7 separate regions of the Homo sapiens genome follow, and regions 1, 2, 4, 5, 6 and 7 are each linked to region 3. Evidence: chromatin loops called from intact Hi-C (ENCODE). Cell type or tissue: heart right ventricle. All regions are shown on one strand. Region 1 overlaps TNIK (TRAF2 and NCK interacting kinase). Region 2 overlaps TNIK (TRAF2 and NCK interacting kinase). Region 3 overlaps TNIK (TRAF2 and NCK interacting kinase). Region 4 overlaps TNIK (TRAF2 and NCK interacting kinase). Region 5 overlaps TNIK (TRAF2 and NCK interacting kinase). Region 6 has its middle 110 kb from the start of TNIK. Region 7 overlaps TNIK (TRAF2 and NCK interacting kinase).

Region 1 (4,000 bases), 110 kb after region 3:
ACCACAAATATCCTGATTAACAAAAAAATCTTTTATCTATATATCAAGAATCAAACTTGAAATGATGAACTATAGGTTGGCTAGTCTTCCTGTGCCTGCAGAAGTCTCATTTTACTCCACGCCTACAAGATTCACAATGTATCTTCTATTATGCATTTCAGCTCATCCTCAAGCCTCCAGCCAAACCTGGTCTCCATTTAGTAAGTCTTCACTCCCAAGGGTAGGATGTGCACCACTGGTAAACCAGATGACTTAAGGTGACTGAGACAGAACATTAAATAGCATGGAATCACATAACTATGGGGAAATTATTTTCAATTTTTTTCAACTCTTCTGATTCTGCCAAGCAATGCATCTCAGTTTTGTGGTAATATGTCTTTGACACCTTTCTAATAGTGGCTAGTTTCCCCTTTTCAACACAGAGACAACAGGTCTCATGCAAAGAACTTTCTCCAGGAAATAGCATCTAGCTAGAAATGAATAACATTTTTTTTCCACTCAATGTATTTTTAGAGTTACCTTCTATTTGTAGTGATATTGTTTTTTATTTGTGATAATGACATAAAGTTTACTTTTTAAAATCAAAATTCATAAAAAATAACTTGATTTAAAGAAAAATAATAGGCCAGGTGCAGTGGCTCACACCTGTAATCCTAGCACTTTAGGAGATCAATGTGGGAAGATTGCTTGAGACCAAGACTTCCAGACCAGCCTGAGCAACACAGCAAGAGCTCATCTCTACAAAAAATAAAAAATATAAAACTGGCCGGCTGGGCGCAGTGGCTCAAGCCTGTAATCCCAACACTTTGGAAGGCTGAGGCAGGCGGATTGCCTGAGGTCAGGAGTTCAAGACCAGTCTGGCCAACATGGTGAAACCCTGTCTCTACTAAAAATACAAAAAAAAATTAGCTGGGTGTGGTGGCAAGCACCTGTAATCCCAGCTACTCAGGAGGCTGAGGCAGGAGAATTGCTTGAACCAGGGAGGTGGAGGTTGCAGTGAGCCGAGATGGCGCCACTGCACTCCAGCCTGGGTAACAGAGTGAGACTCTGTCTCAAAACAAACAAACAAACAACAACAAATAAAACAAAACAAAAAAAACTAGCCAGGCATGATGGCATATGCCTGTAATCCTAGATACTTCAGGAGGCTGAGGCAAGAGGATCACCTGAGCTGAGGACATCAAGGCTGCAGTGAGCTATGATCATGCCACTGCACTGCAGCCTGGGTGACAGAGTGAGACTCTGTCTCCAAATAATAATAGTAGGCCAGTCGCGGTGGCTCACACCTGTAATCCCAGCACTTTGGGAAGCTGAGGTGGGTGGATCTCTTGAGGCCAGGAGTTTGAGACAAGCCTGGCCTACACGGTGAAACCCCATCTCTACTAAAAATACATAAATTAGCCAGGCGTGGTGGTGAGCATCTGTAATCCCAACTACTCAGGAGGCTGAGGCAGGAGAATCACTTGAACCCGGGAAACGGAGGTTGCAGTGAGCCAGGATTGCGCCATTGCACTCTAGCCTGGGCCACAAGAAGGAAACTCCATCTCAATAATAATAATAATAATAATGAATGACAGTATAAGTCATATACAGATAAGAATGGGGAAAGATTGTAGTAAATAGTTCTAATTGCTATAACAGATGTATCCCCATCCCAAATCTCAGTAGCTTACATACAGAATTTCTTACTCATGAAAATGCCAATAACGCTACTTGGGTGTTTCTAGTTTGTGGTAGTTATCCATGTGTTCATTCAGAGATTAAGGATGACAAAGTCTCTGCCATCTTCAACAGAGATCTCAAGATCACTTTGAATAGGTCTGGCCAGGGAAGAGAGAGAGAGAGAGAGAGAGGAAAAAAAAAGAATAGCAGACAGTGTGGGCAGTTTGATGGGCCAGGCTTAGAAGAGATATATATCCTTCTGTTCACATATTACTGGATAAAACTGAGTCTATGGCCACACTTCACTGTGAAGCAGGCCAGGAAATGGGTCTGACCTAGGAGAAAAAGTGTTTTGGGTTTCCATGAGCATAAAGTTTAGGTAACTGCCCTAAGATTTGGGGAACTATGCACTAGGTTATGTTTCTTCAAAGCAGAGGAGAAGAAGGAACCATCATTTCTCAGAAAATTCTCTTTGTTTTATAAGGATGACTTAAGATATTAGCATCTCTCCTTCCTGCCTGCCTTCCAGATCCCATGGTCAGGCCCCTCCCCAAGAAATGCAGAGACTGACAGGCAGTCCTCCAAAGTGTTCTATCCATTTCAGTAGACCTCCACCACGGGAATCTGGGGTGCCCACTGCAGCTCCAAGCTGTCACATCTCCTGTCCCCCAACTGCCCTTTCTTTCCCAGCAGCTTTGTAATCACAATTTACCAATCCTGCCTCTCACCCTCTCCACAAAGTCTTTGCTTTCTGACAGTTCAATTAGGTAACTTGAAAAAGTAGCCAGTGTTCATGTTAATTGAAAGCTCTTTCTTCCTTCTCTCCAGGGAAATTAAGAACATTTTACACTGTGGCTGCCTGGAGGCCACGGTATTGTTTTGAGTGTGTCCTAGCAATGTGTGGCCACCACAGACCAGGGAGGTAGCCCCATCTGGCTGGGGGGCAACTCCACCAACCCCACTTCTTGAATATCTGGCCTGTTCCTCCGTGGCCACCCCTCACCCAAGAGAGAGTGCCAGCTCTTTAAAAGCAGGACATGCCCCTCCCAGGATCTTTCTTTGACGCCCACAGATCACAGAGGGCCTAATGCAAGGTCGAGTACTAGGCTTTGGCTCAGGACATGTAACTGAATTCAAATGATTGATTCAGTGTCACTGAGGTATTAGCAGTCATTTAAGTTCTGTTCTATGTACTCTAAAAACAGTATATTTTTAAACAATGTAGAACAGTATGTGTCAAACCTTTAGTTACTCCCAAAATGCTATAATTAAAGAGTCAACTCCTCATATTTTGTCAGATCACAGTAGAACTCATGGACTTCCAGCCTTCTCTCAGCCACGACCTGTGCTTGACCCCCACTATTTTAAATTCCTGAACTGTTGGCAGAAGTGCCTGGGTAGATATTAATTTCTATAAATATGTTTTGGAGAGAGGCAGCCAAGGCAAATTAACTGGTGTTTCATGAGTACACCCATAAAATGCTACTCTAGTAAAAAGGGCACCTGATACTAAATCCTGAACCTACCCTTCCCCCCAACACACCCTTTTTAAAAATGGAACCCCTAGATTCAAAGACAGTTTGGAGTGGAGGTTCCCCAGATAATGTCTGCTTGCTTGTTAGTTACATTGATTTTAAGAACAAATCCATTTAAGCGATCTTCACAGCTGACTTGTCCTCTTTCCATGGACTGTGGGTTCTGGAGCCAGACTGCCAAGGTTTCAATCCTGATTCACCACCTTCTCATTATGAGATTTGGAGCAAGTTACCTCACAGGATGTTTAGGACTTGCTTTAAAATTCTTCATTCAAAAAATAAAAGGGGTGGTGGTAGAGTTACTGAAATAAGATGGGCAAAATATTGATAATTATTGAAGATAAGTAAGGTACAAGTCAGTTCATTCTATCCACTCTCTTGATTGTTTGAAATTTTCCATAATAAATTCTTAAATGACACTTTTATCTAGAACACAAGTAATTCCCCAAGGCTTTCCCTCACAAAACAACTTTCTCCTCTATCAGAGATGAATTGTAGAAAATATATTGAGTATTCTATCTTTACTTTCAACTATGCAGAACAATTTCTTTTAGATTTCGCTGTTCTCATAAGTTAATAATATAACAGGAAGAACTTAATTTTTTTTCCTTCTACCTTCAGCTGTTTAAACCTACCAAGAAATCAAATTCCCTGATGTGCAGTTTACCGCAGTCCTTGCCTCTTATGATAAGGCCAGTCAAGATCCTAGGTATCTGGACACAGCTATAATTTGGTGTCGTTTTCAGTGTTGGCTCTGAGATCTCAGTCTCTCGATAACTCCCCTTTCCAAAAGGGGAAAGACC
Region 2 (4,000 bases), 210 kb after region 3:
AAACAAACTAAAACCAAATAATAAAAGAAACTGCTGTCTAATATCCCTTGGGGAATCTCAACATTTTTATCTTATTCTTAACCACACTGCTGGAGAATTCTTAGACCTTAGATATGAAGTGATATTTAATGAATAAGAAATGCTGGAGAAAGAAAATACAACAGGCTGGTGATATGCATACTTTTAATTTATGTTGGCCAAAACACAATTTTCCCATTTACTGATTCTTTTCACACCAGTCACAGTAAATAGCACAGACTTTTGTAGATACCAAAATAACTGATGTTTTACTATTAGCACTTTTCAAATCATTCCTCCTTAGACTGTCACCTTTTTCCAGCTCAAAACAGACTTCACAACTGCAAGTTTCCACTGTGTAGTTCCAACATTGCAATATTTTCCCCAAAGAGGTGTGAAACAGGTCAGTATACAGAGCTAATAGCATCACATTTTTATTTAGGGGGAAAAATACATGTTACGAAATTGTTGGGATAGCGTAAAAGAACACCAGCTTCTGTGTTTTTAAGCAACTTGGGAATCCATATCTTCTATTTAGTACCTGCACAGTAGTGTTTCACAGAGAGATTGGCTATCTCTAAACAGCTGACAAAGGAATCCAAACTCCTCTTGGTATGGCCCACACAGCCCTTCACAATTTGTACCCAGTCCAACTTTCCAGCTCAGCTCCCATTGTCCTTCTACTATGTACCAAATCAGTGTTACCTAAACTTTTTCATAAGGCACACTGAGGTAAATGAACAACTGGGCTCAAGCCCCAGGAATGAAAGGATAACTGTCTATGCAGCCCCATCACCTGGTATGTCACTGAGGTAGGGGCATTCTACCTACATTCTACCTATGGGAGTGTATTCATGGTTCCTTTGACGTGTCATGTAACCATCGCAAGTCTGCAGTTTTGCACACACTATTCCCTTTCCCTGGAACATTTTTCCCCTCCGTACGAAAGAAATAATTCTTATTTTTCAAGACTCAGCTCAGACTTCACCTCTGCAGCACAGGTGTTCTTGCCCTCTGCTGCCTCCTTAGCCCCAAGAATCAGAGGCTCTCCTCTCTGTGCTCCCAGGGGACTTCTCACCCACAGTAGGTCACTTCTCTGTCTTCTACACTGCAAGTGAGCCCCTTGAGAGCTTACTTACTTTTCTAACTTCAGAGGTAAGCACAATGTCTGACAAATTGTAGGTGCTCCATTGCTGTTCTTTGAAATAATTCAGAATTTCTCCAAAGCATGCAGAGAATAGAGAAAATTCAAAACCAGTCTCTATCAAATAGGGAATTATTCTGAAGCATATGTGCTCAATTTCACCTGTGGCAGGACTTGCCATTTATGGATTCCTGGAGAAATGCTTTGATGCCTCCTTCTGAAATTCAACATGCAGTCTAAAAGAGCTCAAGTAGATGCAAACAGGAGCAGGCAAATTCCCTTGGACCCTGAGCCTCCCTCCCTCCCAGAGGCAGGTTTAGCTGGAGGCCAAACAATCACAAGAGTGCTGGTCCCACCCAGAAATCCAACAATATTCAGCATCTAAAAACATGTCCTAAAGAAATCACCAGCAATGCACAAGCAATTCTGCTCAAGGTTATTAAATGTAGCATTATTTATAAGAGTACAAATAGGAAACAGCCTAAATGTTAAACAACAGAGACCTAGTTAAATAAATTATGACTATCTCAATGCTAGAGAATAGTAGGCAACCGATAAAAAAATTATGTTGATAAGAATTTTTTATGGCAATAAATATTATTACCAAAAAACAAAAAAGGAATAAACAACACTATATACAGTTTGATCCAAATTTTACTTATAAAAACATATATATGTGTGCTTGCAAAAGTAAGAAGACTGGAAGAAAATATACGTGTTTAGTGGCATGTATATCTGAGTGACATTATAGTGATAAAAAATTTATTTTATTCTCCATTCTCTTTCAGTATTTTCCAAGTTTTCTGTAGCAAGTATGCTTTACTTTTGTATGGAAAAATCAGGAGGTGGGGAAGTAATAAAAATCAAAGCAGAAAGGAGTAAAAAGTTATTATTGCCGAGCTGTTCTACTCTGGGCTGCATACAGCTGTCCACCAATGTTCTGGGAAGCTGGCCCATTGTCAGGATCACAGGACACAGCAGGAGTAAGGCTCTCACAGGAATATACACCCTGGGTGCCCCAGATCTGCCCTAGACTCAGAGTGGACCCGGGACCTGATGGGTTTTCTTAAATTGGTAGAAACCATACTCTGGGCCCACAGTTCCCTTGCCATCTAGGACAAAAATCTAAGACCTAAATCTAGTTTTCTGAATTTGATTTGCAAGAGTTTCAAGAAATCATGCCAAATTTCCCCTGGTGTTCTCATTTTCCTCATAGAAAATGCTAGATTCAGGCCAGGCACGGTAGGTCACACCTGTAATCCCAACACTTTGGGAGGCCAAGGCGAGAGGATTGCTTAAGCCCAGGAGTTTGAGACCAGCCGAGGCAGCATAGTGAGACCTCATCTCTACAAAAAATTTTACAAAAAATTGGCTGAGCATGGTAGTGCATTCCTGTAGTCCCAGATACTTGGGAGGCTAAGATTGAAGGATCATTTGGGCCCAGGAGGTCAAGGCTGCAGTGAGCCATATTGCACCACTGCACTCCAGCCTGGGCAACAGAGTGAGACCCTCCTATCTCACAATAAATAAATAAATAAATAAATAAAGTGCTAGATCCAGACCCCAGCCAGAAAGACATTTCCTCCCCAAGAATATTCTTCCACATCCTCCTTTTTGTAAATACAGTTCCATATTATTCTTAATGTTGCTGAAAAATATTTTTTGGAAACACTTAACACATGAAAGAAATTAAGCAGGACAACTAGGAGTGGATGGTGTCACAAAGACAAGGAAAGAGTCTCCTAAGCACCATATGCCCCCAAAGATACCAAGATGAGACAGATCCCAAAAGCGTCCTTCGGATTTGGCTTCTACTGGTGCTGATGATCTCTACCAGATTCAGGGAGGACTGAAGTCAGAATAACAAAGTGGTGTGTATACCTGAGTGATGTTATAATCTTTCTTTAAGGGGTTTGCCTGGGAATAGCAGGAGAATCAGGCCAGTGCTCACAGGGTTGAGACAAACACATATCTAGTTGGAAGCTAGTGAAGAATACAGGGAAAAGGGGGTCAATGAAAACTGAGGAGAGACAGGAATAATGAGAGCAGATCTAGTCCTGAAGAAAACAAAAAAAGAAGAAGCTGGGAACCAGAGCTCCATATTTCCTTCTCTCCTGAATTTTCATTTAGGAGAGGTGAGGGATCACCCTTGAATGAAAGAGGTACTTTGTCTTCTGGAACCTGACCCAGTGATTCTTAACCAGGGAGCCCATCAGAATCTCCTGTGGCAATTTTACAGCCAACACAGGCTTGGGCTCCTCCTCCTCCTCACCTCACCAGCAGACCTACTGAACGGTCCTCTTCAGGACGAGGACTAGGCTGAGTTATTTCTAAAAGCTCCCAGGTAATTAAGATGCACAATGCTGTCTAACGATCACTGGTTAGAAAGGAGGAAAGGGTGATGATGGTAGGAAATAGCTTCATAGGTGTAAGAGCAGGAAACTGAGGAAGGAGAGGGTTCAGGGTTCTCTCAACTAGGAGGTAAGGTCAAGAAGTAGAGGGCTTAGGGAGCAGTGAAGTCTTAAAATAGTCTCTGTGCACTGCTCAGAACAAGGCATGTGGGGGCAGGAGGAGGGGCAACACTTTATCAAATGTCTAGGAGCATCAAGGTACATCGTGGAGTGATTTTTCCCAGGAGGGTTCAGAAATGTAGAAAGCAAGTGAGAAGCAGATGGTCAGATTAATCTATATGTGGGAGTTTCAGGGGGATTTGGCATGAAAGAGCAAGGAAGTAATTTAATATCAACCTCATAGGGCTGTTGGAAGAATTAAATAATGCATTTAAACACAGTCCAGTGCCTGACACAAAATGAGAGCTCAATAAATGTTAGCTGTTAT
Region 3 (4,000 bases):
CCTTCCACTATACCCCAACAGGGTATGGCTTGGTTTTGTTATTTATTATTTACTATTTGATTTGTCTAAGATGTCTTTGAAGACCACTATGAATTTTTTTAAAAACCTAAAATAATTCAATATTATAAAGTCCTCTGTAGAAAAGTCTTCCTTATTCATTCTTTTGTCATCCTCCTCTTTTTACCCATGGCATATAACCAGTGAAGCTCATATCCCTGCCATGACTTTTTCCTCCTCTTGCACAACCTACATTCCTGACAATCCTGTTAAACTAATTTGCACTAAGGTCTAAATGACTGACACCATTGAACCTATTCTATCAGGATTCTTTATTTTTTAAAAAAACACACAGACATTCATCTTCAATCTTTTTAATGTCTCAGGATACTTTTATAGCCAGGTGAGCCTTCCAGTACCTCTGAAATCACTGTGCAGCATGACGACCTCTGTGGCTACTCATACAACAGGATTTGCCCATACCTAGAGTTATGCACTGGTCTCACACCATTTACAGTGATCTTAAACTATACTCCTTAGCCATAATCTGAGGAAAGAGGACCAAAATATCAGTTTAATTCCAAGCTTTGGCTTGGCCAGAAGGAAAGCCTCTTCTAGATACCCTACTGAAAACAAGTCAGTTGTAGGCACCCACTTTATTTACATAACAAAAGTCCCATATATAGTGCAGTCAGTCACAATACTTAAAAGATTAAGCTGAGGTTGTAAGAGCTGCAAACGCTGTTTCCCCATGCTATGTTACATAGTAATCTAGAATATCTGTGGCCCAGATGTAGACTAGTTAGCACTTGTTAGGTATAACTATGGTTTGAAGAATTGCTTGTAGCTAATCATGATACCCATATCTGGCCTGGGATGTATATTTTGTAGTGGCTTCTCTGAAGGGATTTGCAAACAGAATTATTTAAATATGCTTATCATTAGCAGTTTAAAAAAATGACATTTTGGCAGGAGATTAATTTTTAACTTGGCAGCTGTTTTCAGACAGATTGTTGTCAGGTTATTACAGTGACTAACTTTGAAGGAAGGAGGAAATTTATGGGAGATTATTAGGTTTTCAGACCTTCAAGCTTGCAATTCCCAAAAGAGGCAAATTTTCTGTCAACACTGAGATACGGGGCCTCAAAAACGCTGCAATGTTTGCATCTTTGAGACCTGATTTCAATAATAACCCCACATGTCGAGAACTAAAAATATTCCTTAAAAGTGAAATATTCTTCAAATATACTGTTCAATTGATAAATTGGAGATTTATATGGAAGTACATTACAGAGGAGCAAGGTAATATATTGGAAAGGGCTCTGAACAGAAAGTTTGGAGACCTGCATTCAAGTGCTAACTCTGAGAGGATTGCTAACCCGGTGAGCACCTGCAGACCTCGGCCTCAGTTTCTTCATCTGTTAGATAAGAGTATTTACAGAGGATCATTAAAGTGTTTTGGTGAAAAGTCCATGCACCTCTGAAACCAGCCCAAGCAGATCAAGTTTTGCCCAAGTTGTCCTGTAATGTACACAAAGACCACAGGGTGTCTCTCTACCTAATGCACAGCCTGGAAACCCACACACAGTTCCTAGATCCCATTGCCCCTAATTTTATTGCCTTGACTTTCAGTCACCATTCATTAGAAAGCCGTGTCACCTGAAAGTCCAGACAATAAACCTGAGGGGCAATAATGCAAAATTATGTTTGGTTATTGGCTAGCAGAATAGAAAAGAGAAGGGCTTCTTGGAGAAATCTATTTGAACACAGCTTTGAATGTATTAGCAAATTTCTAGTTTATAATATAAAGTAACAAGTCACAAATCAAATTTCTATGAAACATCAGGCCACACGACAGAAATACCATAAAGTAGTCACCAATATTCCATCTGATTCCCTCTCATGAAAAAGAAACCCCAGATAATTATACTTCGAGCATTGTAGAAGTAAGTCAGATTATTCTCAATCAGAAAAAGATGACCCAAGACAACAAACTCACATCTTAGTTTAACGTAAAAAGCTATCAGAATATATACTCTTCCAAAAATCTAAACCATAACCAAAATGGAAATCCAATCTATTTTCCAATAATAAGAAGCAAGAGTAAATTTAAAAAAATATAGAAAATGATTTAAACTTTTTATTTATTTTTTTATTTTTTACAAACAGGCCATCAGATAAGATGGGTGAATTCATTAAAAAGATCCTCACTTGAATGTCTTACAGGTCTTAAACTCAAATAATGTTTTTCAGTTCTCCCTTTGGGTGACATAAATCATAAATATAAGGGCATGTAAGACTTTATAAGACTCAGGATAAGATGGTAGGCATAGTTTTGAAACACGACAAAGAAGCCATACCTTGAAATCATATGTGGCATCTGGGTTTTCATCACAGGCAATAACTTCTGGTGCCATCCAGTAGGGAGTTCCAATGAAAGTATTCCTCCTGCCCACTGTTCGATCAAGCTGAGCACTGACTCCAAAGTCCACTATTTAAGAAAAGACAAGTAAATAAAGTCTGTGATCATAGGTTTTAGATAGCGATAAAATGAATGTGAATTATTTTATTGTGGTAAAACATAAGTAACATAAAGTGTACAATTTTGACCATTTTCAAATGTACATTTCTGGGGCACTAAGCACATCCACACTGTTGTGCAACCTTCACCACTGTCCATCTCCAGAATTTCTCATCTTCCCCAGCTGAAACTTTGTACCTATTAAACAATAGCTCCCAATTCCCCCTTGCCCCAACCCCTGGCAATTATTCTACTTTCCATCTCTATAAATTTGACTATTCTCACTACCTTGTATAAGTGGAATCATACAGTATTTGTCTTTTTGTGACTGGCTTATTTCAGTTAGCATAATATCATCAAGGTTCATCCACGTTGCAGCATGTGTTAGAATTTCCTTCCTTCTCAAGGTTGAATAATATTCCATTGTGTGTATGGACCACATTTTGTTTATCTGTTCACCTGTTGATGGGCACCTGGGTTGCTTCTACCTTTTCTATATTGTGAATATGTTTTTAAACTGCATGAGAAATGGATGAAGTGTACCCATGAGGAAGGCACAAAGAATTACATTTGATTACACCAAGGCTTCACAGGGACCAAAAATAGGTGTTAAAAAAAAGTAAGCTTGGTTGTCAGAAAGGGTAGTATTTTGGGGATACAAGACAAGTGATTAAAAGCAAAAGTCTGAGTCAGACTGCCTAAGTTTGTATCTCATTTCTGCCGCTACTAGTGGTATGACCTAGGGCTAGTAGATCAACCTCTCTGAGCTTCGGTTTCCTAATCTGTAAAATGAGGATGATGACATCTACACAGAGTTGCTCTGATGTTTATGAGAGATAATCTATAGAAAATTGTCTTGTACAGGGCCTGGCATATAATATATACTCAACAAGTAACTGTTAATTAGTGAAGTAAGAATGCTCTCAGGATAGCTTATCTAGTTGATACATATATAACTGCTTAGCCTACATAATGTATACTTTTGTTTTTAAAAGAGAATATTCATGAGGTGAGAAAGTTTGGTCCCAAATGTTAACTAAGAAAAAAAATGGAAGTCATATATTTCAACAAAAAGGAAGAGCAAATGTTTGGGATATAAACATAGAAGATGTTTAAATCTCTTTGAAAATATACAATCATATGGACAGCGATTCTTTTCTAGATGACAAGTTACATATCCTACTGGATATTTGTCAATTCATGCTCTTACTCATATACATCAAGCAGTCAAATGCATGTGGTAATTCTCTATTTGGGCAGTCCCAGATTTGTTGCGGAAAGAGCTCTAACAGATACGCCAAAGAGAAGGATTCTCCCACTGATGGAAGTGGGGGTAATCAGTATGCACCTAAAGTAGAATATTAAGTATCCACTTTGCACGGGAGCCCAAGGTAATAACAAAATCAATGTAAATATAACTTAAACCTATGGGAATATAGCAGGAATTGATTATTCTGAATATGCCTGTGTATATTTTAATGG
Region 4 (4,000 bases), 120 kb after region 3:
AAAGAAATTGAAAATCTCTGCCACAGGGAAAAAAAAAAAGGAAAAAGTAAAGAAAATGGGGCCACAGACAAGCTTTAAGTGAGAAGGGTGCCTGAAAACAGTGCTAATAAACACTAGATTAACAGCACTAGTCACTTAGAGAGCTAAAGCATAACCTGACTTTAATGCGGCCAGTACATAGCACATATTATTTGTTTCTTTCATTTTCTTCAACCAGACCACTGAGGAAAAGGCTACAATGAGTGCAGGAACATTTGAGGACCTGAAACACTCTTTTCCCATTAAAGAAAATATTTCATCTGGGCCAAAAGCAATTGCAACAAAAGCAAAACTTGACAAATGGGACCTAATTAAATTAAAGAGCTTCTGCATAGCAAAAGAAACTATCAGCAGAGTGAACAGAAAACCTACAGGATGGGAGAAAATATTTCTGAACTATACATCTAACGAAGTCTAATATCCAGAATCCACAAGGAACTTAAACAAATGTACAAGCAAAACACAAACAATCCCATTAAAAAGTGGGCAAAGGACATGAAAAGACACTTTTCAAAAGAAGATATACATGTGGCCAGCAAATATATGAAAAAACGCTCAATATCACTAACAATTAGAGAAATGCAAATCAAAACTACAATGAGATACAATCACACACCAGTCAGAATGGCTACTGTTAAAAAGTAAAAAATTAACAGATGCTGGTGAGGTTGCATGGAAAAGGCAACGCTTATACACTGCTGGTGTGAATGTAAATTAGTTCAGCCATTGTGGAAAGCAATGTGGAGATTACTCGAAGAACCTAAAACAGAACTACCATTTCGACCCAGCAATCCCACTACTGGGTATATATCCAAATGAATATAAATTATTCTACCATAAAGACACATGCATGCATATGTTCACTGCAGCAGTATTCACAATAGCAAAGACATGAAATCACTAATTGCCCATCAATGACAGAGTGGATAAATAAAATGTAGTACATATATACCATGGAATACTATGAAGCCATAAAAAAGAACTAGATCATGTCCTTGGCAGGAACGTGGATGGAACCGGAGGCCATTTCCTTAGGAAACTAACACAGGAACAGGAAACAAAATACCACATGTTCTCACTTATAAGTGGGAGCTAAATAATGAGAACACATAGATGGAAAGAGGGGAACAACACACATTAGGGCCTACTTGAGGGAGGAGGTTAGGAGGAGGGAGAAGTTCAGAAAAAAAATCTGTCAGGTACTATGCTCAGTTACTCAAGTCATTAAACAATCTGTACACAAACCCCCAAACCATGAGTTTACCTATGTAACAAACCTGCACGTGTACCCCTGAAGCTAAAGTAAAAGTTAAAATTTAAATTAAAGAAAAAGAAAATATTTCATATGGATATTCATTCGGGACTCTTTCACCAACTTTGCATCACAGATCTGAAAGTGGGGAGTACAAAATTACATTTTATAAAGTAGGAAGGCAGGTTATAGATGCCAGCTGCGCTTCTCAGGGCATGCAAAATGACTTTTACCAAATTTAAAGAAGAAAAACTAAGCAAATGAAATTTTTTAATCTTTCCATTTCAGTGACCAATGGTGAGACTCTTAAACGTTTGGATTCCTTTTGAACAACAACAACAAAATTATATTTGGATTCCAAGTGCCTCATTCAAATGGGCTTTCATGAAAAAGCAAAATGACAGGGCCTAAATGTAAATACCACTAAAGCCCCAGGAAGCTGAAAAGAAAAACAACCAGTAGGGAAAACGTGTTCTCTGTGGTCAGAAGCAGCAATGATTCCCAGCGATTCCATGCTCGGCTTTTCTTAAAATAACAAACCATCTAAAGAGAGAAGGCAAGTGTGTTCTGCTGCCGTGGTGATGGGAAAAACCTCAGCCAGCAGCGATGGGAACTGACTAGTCAGACTTGGCAGACACAAGCCCCGGGAACAAAGTCAACAGCATGCTTCATGTTTTAGGGAGGCTTGTCTACTGTGCATCTTCAGAAAAAAGATTTAGACCGAGAAATTCATGGCCACGGCCAGAGGTTGATAGTAAAAAGGTAGCTAGTCTAAAAACACTCAGCCCTAATACCAAATCGTCCTTCACATACGTTTCCAAAACCTATTTTCTATTTATTTCTTTTCTATTAAATTTTATGGGTGGTGGTGAGGTGAGAGAGTAGTAAAAACAGGCTGGTGGTGGCAAAAATTGCCATTCTGTGCTACCACTCTGGGCAGAATCTCAAAAGCTGAAAGTCATGCCAGGCTCAGGATCATCAAATAGAAACCCTGCATCCAGCCTCATCCATGTCAACCAGGACTTCAAGGGAAGGCCTCTTCTTACATATTTCCATGTTTAGAAACTGCACACACATTCCATGTTCACTTACTCTAAGGGGTCAAGAAGTTCCTTGTGATATATGATTAATATGCATTCTCTTCATTCATTTGACTCAGAAGTCTAACCTAATCTGTGCAAAATAGTTACTGAAAGATTAGAAACTATTGAATTTCGTTCTTTGTTGTTTTGAGTTTTCTTACTTTTTTACCACTAGTAGTACCAATTCCAGACCACAAGTGATTTGTGAAATTCAGCCTTCATTTTCAAAACTGCGTATAAGCCTATTTATCCTGGAAAAAGAACTGACAGTTGACTAAATGAAAGAATCAGCACAATCATCCCAAATCTTGAGTATAAACATCTCCTGTCAATGGTCTGGGATGGTTCTCAAAGTGGTTTGGGGACCTCTGAGGATCTCTGAGACCCTTTCAGGGGTCCATGAGGTCAAGACATCTTTATAATAATACTATAATGTTATAAGACTTTTTCATTCTCATTCTTCACAATTGTACAGTGAAATTTTCCAGAGGCTATGTGCCACGAGATGACGTTATCACTCTGCAGCTAATGAAATGTTTATATATTCTTGTACTTGAAAAATCTATCACTGGAAGAATCGATATTGTTAAATTGGCCATCCTATCCCAAGCAATTTACAGATTAAATGCTATTTCTATTGAACTACCAATGACATTATTCACAGAATTAGAAAAAACTATTATAAAATTCATATGGAACCAAAAAAGAGCCTGAGTAGTGAAAACAATCCTAGGAAAAAGAAGCAAGCAAGAAGCATCACATTACCAGACTTCAAACTATACTACAGTGCTATAGTAACCAAAACAGCATGGTACTAGTACAAAAACAGACATATAGATGAATGAAACAGAACAGAGAACCCAGAAATAAAGACACACGCCTACAACCACCTGATCTTTGACGAAGCTGACAAAAACAAGCAATGGGGAAAGGATTCCCTATACAATAAATGGTGCTGAGATAACTGGTTAGCCATCCTGCACCCCTTCCTTACACCACACACAAAAATCAACTCAAAAATGCATCAAAAATTTCAATGTAAAACTTAAAACTATAAAAATCCTTGAAGAAAACCCAGGAAATACCATTCTAGACATAGGCCCTGGCAAAGATTTTATGACAAAGATGCCAAAAGCAATTCAAACAAAACCAAAAATTAACAAATAGGACCTAATTAAATCAAAGAGCTTCTGCACAGCAGAAGAAACTTTCAAGAAAGCAAACAACTTATGGAATGGGACAAAATATTTGCAAACTATGCATCTCACAAAGGCCTAATATCCAGACTCCATAGGGAGCTTAATTGAACAAGCAAAAAACAAACACCACCACTTAAAAGTGGGCAAAGGACATGAACACTTTTCAAAAGAAGACATACATGCATCCAACAAGCATATGAAAAAATGCTCAACATCACTAATCATTAGAGAAATGCAAACCAAAACCACAATGAAATACCATCTCACACCAGTTAGAATGGTTATTAAAAAGTCAAAAAACAACAGATGCTGACAAGGCTGTAAAGAAAAGGGAATGCTTATACACTGCTGGTGGAAATGTAAATTCATTTTGCCACTATGGAAAGCAGTTCGGTGATTTCTCAAAGCACTTAAAAACAGAACTACCA
Region 5 (4,000 bases), 200 kb after region 3:
TTTCATCTCTGCATCAATCCTGTGAAGTAGATTGCTCACAAGAGAAAAAAAGCGAGGCTACAAGAGCCTCCAATGCCAAAACATACATTCTCCTCACTGTCTCCCATGTGCAATATCTGAAGGCAGCTCCCAGAAACAGTAAAATCCCTTCCAAAGCTGGCTGATGATACAGGGGGCAAGGAAAGACCAGAATTTTTACAAGGTGCCTACGTTCACAAGGCTGACTACACCTACATGGCCTAAACCAGAGCATGCTGGAGCTTGTGGTCTCTGCACCCCACTGAGGGCAACAGAATTGCAAGTCCTCGACTGCTCTTTTTTGAGTGTCTTTGAACTCAAAACCTGCTTTTTGAGCCACTGTCAAGGTAACCTAGCAGCTGAGAATAACTAATTGGGCAACGTTCTCTGACTGCTGGCATGAACAGTTATAATCTCAGCATCACTGTGGCAACCTGACTGGAATGCTGGTTATTCACACAAAGAAAAACTGGTCTCCATTCAGACCAGAATTGCATTTTGTCTTTGTTCCACTTTTCCCATTACAAGTTGCTACTGAAGGAACAATGCTTCTTTTAAGAAGAATGTGTATTATTGGTCTGTGCAAAAGCAGCATTTTCTTAGCCAAAAAAAAATTTGGAAAGGGAGGAAAAAGTAATATGTCCTATATTGCCAAAGGCAAAGAGACTATTAAGAAAGCTCTATATAAACAACAGTAAAGGTCATCTTGGGGTAATTCTGTGGCGTTTCAGCCAGGCCACAGAATTCTGTGGAGATCTCAATGGTGCAACATGGGCAACAGATGACTAAAAACTAGATTACATTCAATCAACCAGTGCACATTTCCTGAGCACCTACAATGTGCTATCACAGACACTGTCCTCCAAATCTCCCAGTGGTTCCCCGGTCTACTCTGCTCTCCCATCCAACCTCAGCCTCCCTTTAAAGCTACAGCACACCTCTCCCCAGGCATCAGCTACAGCCTCCAGCTCACCATTCCCAGAAGATGTTCTGTACACTCCCGCATTCTGTGTCCTTGTTCCCTTTTTGTTCTTGCTATCCAAAAAGTCCTTTTGTCCCATCTTTGTCAGTCAAAGCCTTACCAGTCTTTTGAGATCAGATTCAAATCATAGTTCCTACCTAAGGTCCTCCCATTACACTCCATTAGAGTAAATTCCACATTAAAGTACATTCCAAAGATCGCTTTGAATGTATCTGTCTTACTGCACTTGGAAGGCAACTCTCCAGGGAGCAAGATCAGCATTTGAATAAGGCTTTACCACTTCCAGTTGTGTTATCTTTGAAAAATCACTTAATCTCTTAGAGCCAAAGTCTCTTCACCTATAAACAGCATGCTACTCAGACTGCACCCATGACCATCCAACTCATCTGGGAACCTTGTTACAAATGCAGAAATCTGGGCCCTGCCCAGACCTACTGCATCAGGATTAACATTTTAATAAGATTCCCAAGTTATCCCAATGCATATTAATGGTACCAAAGTATTGATAAAATCTACCCAGCAGAGATATGATGAGAATGAGGGGAAACATAGAAAACATCCAACGGGGAGTCTAATACATAAAGACTCTCACTAAATGAGGAAATGACTACACTTTATATCCAATAAATGTTTGGTTAAGTTGAACTGTTTGGTGTTTTAAAGGATTCAGATATTTATGGCATGAGCTGGCCCTCAAGTGACATGTCAGATTAGTAAAAATAGATTAAAATACATGAAATATAAATGAAGAGAAGCAAAAGAACTGTGTTTTAGAAGAGCACATGACTGAAAATGACTTCATCGTTTATAATTTTTCTGACATTGAACAAGGCCACTAATATTTTTTAGCCTTTGGTGTCTTTTCCTATCAAGTAGAAATAAGAATAAAGGCAGCCTGCTTGCCTCTCAGAGTTGAACTAAAGTTATTCTAAAGTTAAAATGAGCTAAAGAGAATGAAGGAATTTTGCCAAATACAAAGAAATGATTAAGTCGGTGTTTATCAAGTAACACTAAAATACAACATACCCATCACAAACTGAGCTCACACTCAAAGGTGGCCAAACATGAAGGGCACACGGAGGTCAAAACGGTACATTAAGGCCACTGGTTTGAGGATGGAGTTTTAGTGGAAAGAATGAAGAGTGAGCCAAAGGGGACAAGTAGCTCTGCCTTCTCAGTGGGCTGATGACTGAGGTATCTACTGCTTTGAAAATACTGGGATAGGAGTGGGAGGGGACACCAGCTGGGCCCTAGAAGAAAAGGAATTCACAGCAAACCTGGGGCCCTCTCAGCCTAGGGGTTAAGAGAGAAATCAGAAGGGAGTCTCACGACTGTCAGGGCAGAGGCCTGAGACTAGACGGAGGTGTGTGGCAGCCACTCTGACGAGGAACACAGAGGAAACATTTGCTGGAGGAACCTCCATCATCCATTTCTCAAGAACCCTGCTCAAGAAAGGAGAAAGGATGGAGTTTGGGATCTCTGCTCTAACAAGTCAGACAAGCAGAACATAACATAAATGCAAAGAGAGTTCAGACAGGCAGGAAATCGATACAAACTGACACAGTCAAGCGGAGCTGAATGGAAAAGGTGGGCACCAAGCTAGACTTTAAAATACCTGCAGGATTTGGGTACACAGACAGAGATATCAGTAGAGGGGATAAACTTGCTTTGTTAATAGTATTATTTTAAAAGAACACATGTTAATTGCATGTATCATTTCTGTCAGAAATGATAAAACAATCCTATCACTTATAGGACAGCATATGCATTCAGCAAACTTTAAATTATTTCTAGAAATCAGGATTCCGTAAGCATTTCATAAGGCAAATGGATTTCAAGTATTGAACACACATGGCTATGACAAAATGGCAGACATGCATGCGATAAAGAATATAAGCCAGTCATTTTTTTGAACAAAATGCTGTTTGAGGCCTCACTTCTCCCAGGCAAATGAACAAATACATAAATGACTCTGATGTAATAACTTGTTTACATCCGTATTCCCCACTCAGCTATGCTCCTGCTCCTTCCAAAGCTGAAGCTGGGCTCCATTCATGTTAATATCTTTAGCTACATGCACTGTACCTAGGCTACAGGGGGACCTTCATAAATGCTGGTTAAGTAAATAATTTTACCAAGATCAACAACAAGAAAATATTTATAAGTTGTTGTTTACTTTTTCTTGTGAAATAAATAAATAACTCGGAGAGAGATGAATACATGTATCTTCACATCATTAAATATACCTTCCTCTGAGAGTACCAGCTGGGTCCCAGAGAATCTGTGAAGCTGCATTCAACCACGGCATATCTTTTTGGAAAGCCTATTTTCCATAAAAACTTTGGTGTTCGTGGTGTTTTTTAATATGTTAAATTAAACATGAATAAGTTTGTATCAAGTTTAAAAATAAAACACAAAGATGCTAACAAATTTCTGGTTTGCAGTGGAGGTTTCTCAGTCAGTCCACCAGAATCTCTAGGGTTTCCAGTTTCCTCTTCTTTACCCACAGGGATGTTTTGATAAAGACATTCAGAAGTGTATTGCTCACCTATACCATTTATAGCCCTAATTTTCAAACACAATAAATGCTTCTTATTTCACCTCTACTCATTCAGAATTTGCAATTACTGAAATTAGAGCTGAACAGAAGTTTAATTGTCTATTGTCCATATAGAATAGATTTCAAGAAAAGTAATAACATAAAAAAGGAAATCTCATTTTTAAAAATCTTCAGTCAAGTATCATTCACATCCAGTCACTTGCTAATTACAATTAGACATCTCTATCAAAGCCAGTGTTCTCTGCTAAAGGTGGTGTTCCAGGACCTCTGTTGAAAAACTTTGCCACTCCAGGGTTTCTCAGTTATTGTCTAAACCTAAAAGGGAATAAGATTCTTCAAAAATTATTATTGTCTTACCTTTCAGCAATATAAAATGTCCCTGCTCCTCCCAGGTCTCTGGATTAGGGAGGTTTTTCTGTGAGGCAAATAATAGAGCAATT
Region 6 (4,000 bases), 380 kb after region 3:
TTTCCTCCTGGTGACAGATTGTTTGGCTACATCCCAAAAGATATAAAACTCCTTCCAGTCATCCCAGAATTAGGTCCATAGATTTCCAGTTATAGAAGAGAGCCATTCTGGGTAACACAGCAGATGTAAATTATGTGCCTGAATTGATTTTGCATTAATTTCTCGTAGGCTATTTTCATGCTGCTTAAATACCACTTTTTAAAGCCACTATGGTATTGTATTTTAAAAGCTGATTTGTTTCCACCACAGAAAGGGCTTCAGGAGGCAAGAGCTGTTTTTCAAACCCTTCCCCTTGTGCAAAATTACTTTCGCCAGTGAGGAATTTTCAGTAATGAGCTGTCTGTTTGCACAACTCTTCAGTGCATGTTTGCATGCTGCTTCTGTAAGCTTCCTTTTGCAAGACATATCATGAGACACAAACTTCAAGTTTCCTACTCCCTTGAGGGACCAGCCCTGCCACTCATTAGCTTAATATGGAAGCCCAGGGGCTCAGATAATAACACTTTATGTTCTTGCTGTACAGCAGGGCCAGTATGCTTTGTGCTGTGGACTCTTGGCTGTCCTGCTTGATCCAAATGCTTTTGGAAACCATCAGATAAAGGGCAAAAAGACAGTCTGTAAATCTATGGGGTTTTTGGTACAGAAATAGGGCTAGGCTCACATTGAACTCCTGAACATGATATCAAAGCTCTTATTACAACTTTTTATGCATGAACTTTCATATATATAAAACTGGACATCACATAGCAAAGTAATAGCACATCAGCTGTTCCTACCACTAACAGATGGCAGGAGCAGGCAGGGGAACTTCAGCTGAATTTCTTCACTGATGTGGCCATTGTTTGCTATGTTTGGGTGTTTGTTTGTTTTTTGAGACAGGGTCTCACTCTGTCACCCAGGCTGGAGTGCAGTGGCATGATCTCGGCTCACTCCAACCTCCACCTCCCAGGTTCAAGCAATTTTTCTACCTTAGCCTCTTGAGTAGCTGGGACTACAGGTATGTGCCACCACGCCTGGCTGATTTTTTGTATTTTTAGTAGAGACAGGGTTTTGCGATGTTGCCCAGGCTGCTCTCAAACTCCTGGCCTCAAGTGATCCGCCTGCCTTGGCCTCCCAATATTTGGCTTTCCTTTGATTTTACAAATGGCCTGACAAATCAACTCCCTCATCCCCACTTAAGTACTAAGAGTATTGAAAATGCAATTAAAAAGAAGGGTAAATTTTGATGGAAACTACAGTTTTCATAAAAGTGGAAAGAAATGGATGATGAATGGCTCAACAGGACAAAGAGGAAGCTACACAAAATTAAAAATTAAAAAATTATCAGTATAGCTGGAAGACTGGAACTGAAGTTGGATGTCTGTTATCCTGAGGTTAATTCAGGAGAAGGCTCTGGACTAAAAGACAATTGGACTGAGAACTCCCTTTAGGGATGTCACCTATTAAAGAAAGGTAATTTTGTACAAAGCTGCCGCATTTACCGTGAGGCTGCTCATTTTTAGATTCTAGCACCACCTAGAGGACAGAATGAGATAATTTCCATTCACCACTGAACCTAAGGAATCTTTCATCAATTAACCGTTTTTCAGTTTTCAAAACACTTAAATTTTAATATCTGATTTGATATCCAAATAATTGTCTTTGAGGTAGGAATTTCTACCTTTAGTGTACTGATAAAAAATCAATTTTTCCGCTGGCTTACTGTCCAAAGAATTTGATCAGTTTTTTATGTGATCAAAAATTATTATCCATGGATTATTTTTTAAACTTTATTTAGGTACAGTTTATATACTCTAAAATTAACTAATTTAAAGTGTGCAGTTCAATAGTTTTTGGTGAATTTACTGAGTTGTGCAACCATCCCCATAGTCCAGTTTTAGAACATTTTTATCCCCCCAACAAGATTCTTTTTTTTTTTTTTTTTGAGACAGGGTCTTGCTCTGTCACCCAGGATGGAGTGAAGTGGCATGATCTCGGCTCACTGCAACCTCCACCTCCCGGGTTCAAGCAATTCTCCTGCCTCAGCCTCTTGAGTAGCTAGTATTACAGCTAGTAGCTGGTATTACAGGCACCTGCCACCACGCCTGGCTAATTTTTGTATTTTTCAGTAGAGACAGGGTTTCGCCATGTTGGCCAGGCTGGTCTTGAACTCCTGACCTCAGGCGATCCTCTTGTGTTGGCTTTCCAAAGTGCTGGGATTACACTCATGAACCACTGTGCCAGCCAAGAGTCTCTCTTTTTTACAGTTAATCCCCATTCTCACCCAGCCCCATGAAGTCACCAGAGTTTTTTCTGTCTGCATAGATGTGCTTTTTCTTGGAATTTCATATAAATGGAATAATAAAATGTGTGGGGTTTTTTTGCATCTGGCTTCTTCACTTAGCATAATATTTTTGAGGTTTATCTGAGTTGCAGCATTTATCAGTATTTCATTCGTTTTGATTGCTGAGTAGTACTCCCTTGTATTGATATACCAATTATATTTGTCCATTCACCAGTTGATGAACATTTAGGTTGTTTCCAGTTTTTTGCTATTTTGAAAAATATTGCTATGAATATTTGCATGGAAGTTGTTTTTCTAAGTAAGAAACTTTAATTAGTAAACAGGGAAGTGAATAAAACATGTGGAAGAAGGGTGATTATATGAATTATGTGTATTGAGGAGAAAAAAATAGAATAAACAATCAGGAGATGCCTAAGGGAAAGGCATCTGGGTCCTGGGCCCCGGATTCAATGTGTACCCAGGAACCAAGGAGTTCTTGGTATCGTATTCTTCCAGAGACACAGAAGAAGCATGGGGAAAATTATTCAGGATTTGCTCTGATAGTTTAGCAGTATTTGATGACAGTTTTTAAGGTGTTTCTTAATGTTGGATCAATACAATATGTAGCCGATGCAGACCTTGGTAACACATCTGAGGTTGGAGATTGAAGTACCATTATGATCTCTCCCCATCATGAAGATAGAGGTGAAGGGGACATTTCAAAGTGAAAAATAAACTATGTGGTCAGATGCATTTGAGTCCAAATCCAGGCTCTGTTAATATCTATAAGGACTGCAAGGTCAAAGTTCTCATCAGTATCCCTGGAGGCCATGGTACCTATCTCACAAGGCTGTTGTGAGGATTTGCTAAGATGCTTTATGGAAAGCACTTAGCATATGGCCTGGCACACAGTGAGTTCTGATGTTATTTTTGTAAGATTGGATTGTGCTTGACAAACCCAGGAACAGTGACATTGACTTCTGTTATTCCTGAGAACCTTTTACATCATTTCATTGGATGTTTCTGGCCTGAGATTCTGGCAAAAAGAAGTATAAATTTTCTTCAGAGATGATAAAAATGTTTGTGTAAGTGGAACCTCATTAAAAAATATTGCTTGTCACCCAGAATGTTGTAGGCTGGTGGAAAGATTTAGTGCTAATCTCAAGGGAGTGGTTAGGACTTAGGGGGATCCACACTGGACCAATCAGCATGATAGGTTACTAACTCATTTTGCATATAAAAATGTTGTCTAGGACTCTACAGAATTCTCCCTATTAATGGATGACAGTCAGAGGTCCTTGGGTTTAATCAAAATTTAATACCTTGTGAGAGGAAATATGAAGAATACAAATGATCAGTAATAGACAATATGTCAAATGCAGTAATTGCCAATTTTAAAAAGTCTCCTTGTCAGCATATCTACCTTGATTTGTAGTTAGGAACACATGGCCAGAGCTGTATTAAGCCTCTGGGAAAACAAAGGAATGAGATACATATTCTGTTGCAAGAAAATATATCAGAGATTCAACAAAGCCATCATATCTAAAATAATAAAACAGCATGTTTAAAAATATTTAAATCAGGGAATTTCTCCCCCCCCCCCCCCCCATAAAACTGAAGGCTCCTACTTCATCTGGTGCAGGGCAGATGAATCTTCCATGAACTGCTTTTATATTCACCCAAGCAGTATATTAAGAAGGCTGAAGTCAGAATGAGTTCCAGAAATCTTTCTGTTGA
Region 7 (4,000 bases), 130 kb after region 3:
GGAAGTGAGGAGTCTGAAATCCAGGTGTCAAGGTGTCATTGGGAGTTGGTTCTTTCTGGAAGTTCTGAAGAAGAAACAGTTCCATGCCTCCTTCCTAACTTCTTGTGGTTACCAACATTTCTTGACATTCCCTGGCTTACAAACTCATCCCTCCCATCTCTGCTCCCATCTTCACGTGGCATTCCCCACTGTGTCTGTGTCTGTCTTTTCTCCTCTTCTTATTGAACACCAGTCAAACTGGATTAGGACCTACTCTAATCAAGTATGATCCCATCTTAACTTCATTACATCTGCAGAGACCCTATTTCCAAATAAAGTCATATTCACAGGTACTGGGTATTAGGACTTCCTCATATATTCGGGGAGATACAAACTCATGACACAGGGCATTTCACAGTTGTTTTATACTACTGCCTTCTTAACCAAGAAAGAGGCTCTCACTGGCGTCAAGGAGTTTACAGCCTAGAGACAGAGACCCATAAATCTGTCTTCCCCGCTCTTCCCATAGCTGCAGTTTTAGCTTTGTGGGTTTGGTGCTTATCACCTTATCACCCATCTCTGCCAGAAGACTGTAAGCTCCCAGAGCACAGGCAGCATCCATTTTCTGCTTCCCATTACATTCCCATCTTCTTGCACAGTACAAGATAAAGCTTTCAAGAAATAATCGTTGAATGAATGTATGGATAGATGAGTGAATTACCTAGATACAAGCAGAAATGAGAAAAGCCTATACAGGCAATAAAGGTACACACAATAGGCCAACAAGGAGGAATAGAGAGAAAGAAATAATTGATTCTGATTAGTAGGGATATAGAAGGTTTCATGAAAGAGGAGGCATTTGAGCTCAGCCTTGGAGGATCGGTAGGATTTTATAAATGAATAAGGAGTAAAATTTATTCCCTGCTGACCAAACAGTATGAGCAAAGGCCTGCAGACATAAAGTATGGTCTTCGGGAGAACAGTTAATAGCCCAGGCAAGCTGGAGCAAAGAGTATCTAAAGGGATTTAAAAACACTTTGGATGAAAAGGGGAAGAAAGGCAGCTCACAGAGGCCTATAAACTAGGCTATTCTGAGTGCAGTAAGAAGCCACTGAGCTTTGTGGAGAAGGGAAATGATTTGCTCCTACCTGTGCTTCAAAAGGAAAAAATATATAGGAATGGTTCATACATTGATCTTTTGTGTCCTCCTGCCTGAATGATAGTTCTTATATTACTATAAGGAGTATTTGCGTATTTTATATTTACCCATGCAACTACTATTTACTTGATTTGCCTAAGGAACTAAGAACTATATACAAGCGATTACATTTTATAATTACACAATTATATGATATATATCATATAAAATATATAATTATATGATATATATCATATAAAATATATAATTATATGATATATATCATATAAAATATATAATTATATGATATATATCATATAAAATATATAATTATATATCTTTTATAATTAAAAGATCGTATCTGAAAAGTACTTAAATAGGATAATATCACAGGTCCTAAATTTCTTCTCCAGAGAATGACCTGGAGTTTAAGGCCCAGGGGAAGATGATTAACTACCAAAGTAATAACAAGGACTTTCACCTGTAACAAAGCAGTTGTTCCGGGTCAGGCCAGGTTCTTTGGTTTAGGTTTGAGCATGGGAAGTCCACAGACCAAGTATATTAACAATCAAGGTGGTGCAAGACTACCATTTGTTGTTCTCTCCAGGAAGCACCAGGGACTCCATCACTCATCACAGGCATCTGGATAGCAGCCAAGCACCATGATAGTGGGATGTGGGAGAGACACTCCAGCTATCCATGGAGGACTGCTCAATGGCTGAAATGCTGCCAAATGGAGAGACATGTACTATGGTCTTGGTGCCACCAAAAGTCTTCGGTAATAATGCAACTATTCTTAGGAAGAAGTATTCAGTCACTCATCTGTAAAGGGATTCATTATATAGAACTGTTAACCAAGAGAAACAACTACCTCTTTGCCCGCTTAGGCAAATGGGAGACTGGGAATCTGGACAGAGCGTGAGTGAACAGAATGAAGATGACAAGAAAGGGAAAGAAAGCTCTTTTCACCCTTACGAACCCTATAAGTTAGGCCCCAGACTTTCTAGTTTACAGTCATCACTTTGTTATTTAGGTTATAAGACAATAGAGGGGTTAGGATTGTGTTTTTCTGTTCACATTGGTATCCAGGTCCTAGCACGTAGTTGTATCAGACAAATGTGTGCCCAAAAGGAGTGAGCTGCTAGGCAGCGTGTTCCTATTCCATGGCACTTTGAGTATGCTTCTTGGAACTTGAGAATATATTGAAATTGTGCCCATGTGTCTACCTTTCCCATGGGACAGTAACCATCCTAAGGAAAGGAAACGTGTGTGCTTATTACTACTATAGTGCTTGACATTTAGAAAGCATCTAATTCTTAAAGCTCAGGGGGCTCAAATAACTTACATGAAGTTAAATAGCTCATAAACAAGAGGCTTAGATTTGTACTAGGTCTGTCTCCACCCCAACCCTATGCTGCTTCTATACCTCAGTGTAGAAAGAAGGAGAGTCATACTATATAGTTTAGCCTGAACCTGGCCTATAGATTGAAATGTCTCTGGAAACAGGTTTGCTGCTGCTTTCCAGCCTTCTAAATCAGACAGTTGCATAATTATTTAACATGAGTGTTTCAATTATTTAATGCCTGATCAAAACACAGGCGTAACATAATTTAAACACAAGCCAAAGCATATACACCACAAAAAAATACTGAGTCCAAGTAATCATTTTCCAAAACATATTAAGGTTTTTATTTACTAATGGTCTTAAATTTCTGTTTAAAGAGAATAAGCTTGGTTGGCCCTAGAAAATCTTGGAGAAATTCAAAGCAAAATTTCTTAAGTTAATTCTTATTGTATACATAATCTAGCTCTTATAAGGAAATATTGTAAACCTGTTTAAACCTATCCTCCTAAAACCCCTAGACATGTTCTTACTCATAAAAGACAGTAGAATAAATCTTCAAAACCTAATTATTTTAAAACTGAATGCAGTTCTTTACATGGTCTATCGATTTTATCCTTTTGCCAAGATATCAAAATTTTTTTAATTGAAAAAAAGCAACTTTGAAAATGCACTAGGCTTAAACCTCCTTTTATAAACTCTCAAATTAACACATCTTAGTTTAAGCACTAATGAAACACATTTCATTCCAGTGGGATTCCAAAGATTAACAATGTATCAACACATATCCCAATGAGTGCAAAAGAAAATTTATCCTAGACTTAGTATTAAAAATTACATGCCGGCCAGCATGGTGGCTCATACCTGTAATCCCAGTGCTTTGAGAGGCTAAGGTGGGAGGATCACTTGAGGCCAGGAGTTCAAAACCAGCCTGGTCAAAATAGCAAGACCCTGTCTACATAAAACTTAAAATACATAAATAAAAAAAATGTAGCTGGGAAAGATGATTGCACCTATAGTCCTATTTACTTGGGACGCTAAAATGGGAAGATTTCTGGAGCCCGGGATTTCGAAGCTGCCGTGAGCTTTGATCCTGCTACTGTACTCTAGCCTGGGTGACAGAGGAAGACTCTGTCTCAAAATAAAATATAAAATAAAATTTAAAATTACATGCAAAAACACCAGAAATGAAATTCTATCTTGAGAAACGCTTTATCCTTTGTACTTTAGATTTTTTCCAGAATGGGCAACTTTCCATAGTTTTATAGAAAATGTTTATATTGTTGGGCAAAAATTCTGCAGTTAAGTTCTAACCACAGTCTGGAAGGAATTTAGCATGAAGACAAGTTAAAATTACAAAGAGTGTTTTTCCCCTTACTGATAAATTAACAAGTTTAACTACTACGGCTAATAAAACATGCCTTAACCATCCTTCCTTGGTATTTTTTAATAGCTTTGGGAAGATTTGGGGGAAAAAAAAAGAGTTTCAGAGCAACATATTCATTGAGGTTAGCAGGTTGGCTAGGAGGTTAGTTGACCGG

What was found. A loop is a pair of places that touch in the nucleus more often than their neighbours do. Peaks named below come from ENCODE experiments on the same cell type or tissue, not always from the same donor. Only the 100,000 strongest peaks of a DNase experiment are listed, where the experiment ranks them.
Region 1: a loop joins it to region 3, with 2.5 times the contacts of the local background. A loop is called at or near these places in 14 of 110 quality-filtered maps.
Region 2: it touches region 3 in a loop (2.3-fold over the local background); 5 of 110 quality-filtered maps call a loop at or near these places.
Region 4: it touches region 3 in a loop (2.1-fold over the local background); 20 of 110 quality-filtered maps call a loop at or near these places.
Region 5: it touches region 3 in a loop (2.3-fold over the local background); 5 of 110 quality-filtered maps call a loop at or near these places.
Region 6: it touches region 3 in a loop (4-fold over the local background); 68 of 110 quality-filtered maps call a loop at or near these places.
Region 7: it touches region 3 in a loop (2.4-fold over the local background); 27 of 110 quality-filtered maps call a loop at or near these places.

The regions. Positions count from the first base shown.
Region 1 is chr3:171,293,175-171,297,174 of GRCh38, forward strand. All of the region lies in intron 2 of TNIK (TRAF2 and NCK interacting kinase), which reads right to left. Among named protein-coding and RNA genes, the nearest start is that of TNIK, 170 kb to the right of the region's middle. In heart right ventricle, no CTCF peak of the experiment used is centred here; no DNase peak of the experiment used is centred here; H3K27ac peaks cover 3,994 bases.
Region 2 is chr3:171,397,890-171,401,889 of GRCh38, forward strand. The region is part of intron 1 of TNIK (TRAF2 and NCK interacting kinase); the gene reads right to left. Among named protein-coding and RNA genes, the nearest start is that of TNIK, 61 kb to the right of the region's middle. In heart right ventricle, no CTCF peak of the experiment used is centred here; a DNase peak (open chromatin) is centred at 2,135; H3K27ac peaks cover 1,300 bases.
Region 3 is chr3:171,186,345-171,190,344 of GRCh38, forward strand. It overlaps TNIK (TRAF2 and NCK interacting kinase), which reads right to left. Exons shown (of 33, transcript NM_015028.4): 7 at 2,358-2,488. Among named protein-coding and RNA genes, the nearest start is that of MIR569, 82 kb to the left of the region's middle. RefSeq lists enhancers at 409-936, 3,346-3,395. In heart right ventricle, a CTCF peak has its summit at 1,542; no DNase peak of the experiment used is centred here; H3K27ac peaks cover 410 bases.
Region 4 is chr3:171,305,023-171,309,022 of GRCh38, forward strand. All of the region lies in intron 2 of TNIK (TRAF2 and NCK interacting kinase), which reads right to left. Among named protein-coding and RNA genes, the nearest start is that of TNIK, 150 kb to the right of the region's middle. In heart right ventricle, no CTCF peak of the experiment used is centred here; a DNase peak (open chromatin) is centred at 1,899; H3K4me3 peaks cover 679 bases; H3K27ac peaks cover 2,998 bases.
Region 5 is chr3:171,383,021-171,387,020 of GRCh38, forward strand. The region is part of intron 1 of TNIK (TRAF2 and NCK interacting kinase); the gene reads right to left. Among named protein-coding and RNA genes, the nearest start is that of TNIK, 75 kb to the right of the region's middle. RefSeq lists an enhancer at 1,003-1,549. In heart right ventricle, no CTCF peak of the experiment used is centred here; no DNase peak of the experiment used is centred here.
Region 6 is chr3:171,565,507-171,569,506 of GRCh38, forward strand. No RefSeq gene overlaps it. Among named protein-coding and RNA genes, the nearest start is that of TNIK, 110 kb to the left of the region's middle. In heart right ventricle, a CTCF peak has its summit at 1,525 (motif pointing left); no DNase peak of the experiment used is centred here.
Region 7 is chr3:171,315,582-171,319,581 of GRCh38, forward strand. The region is part of intron 2 of TNIK (TRAF2 and NCK interacting kinase); the gene reads right to left. Among named protein-coding and RNA genes, the nearest start is that of TNIK, 140 kb to the right of the region's middle. In heart right ventricle, a CTCF peak has its summit at 1,873; a DNase peak (open chromatin) is centred at 1,790; H3K27ac peaks cover 433 bases.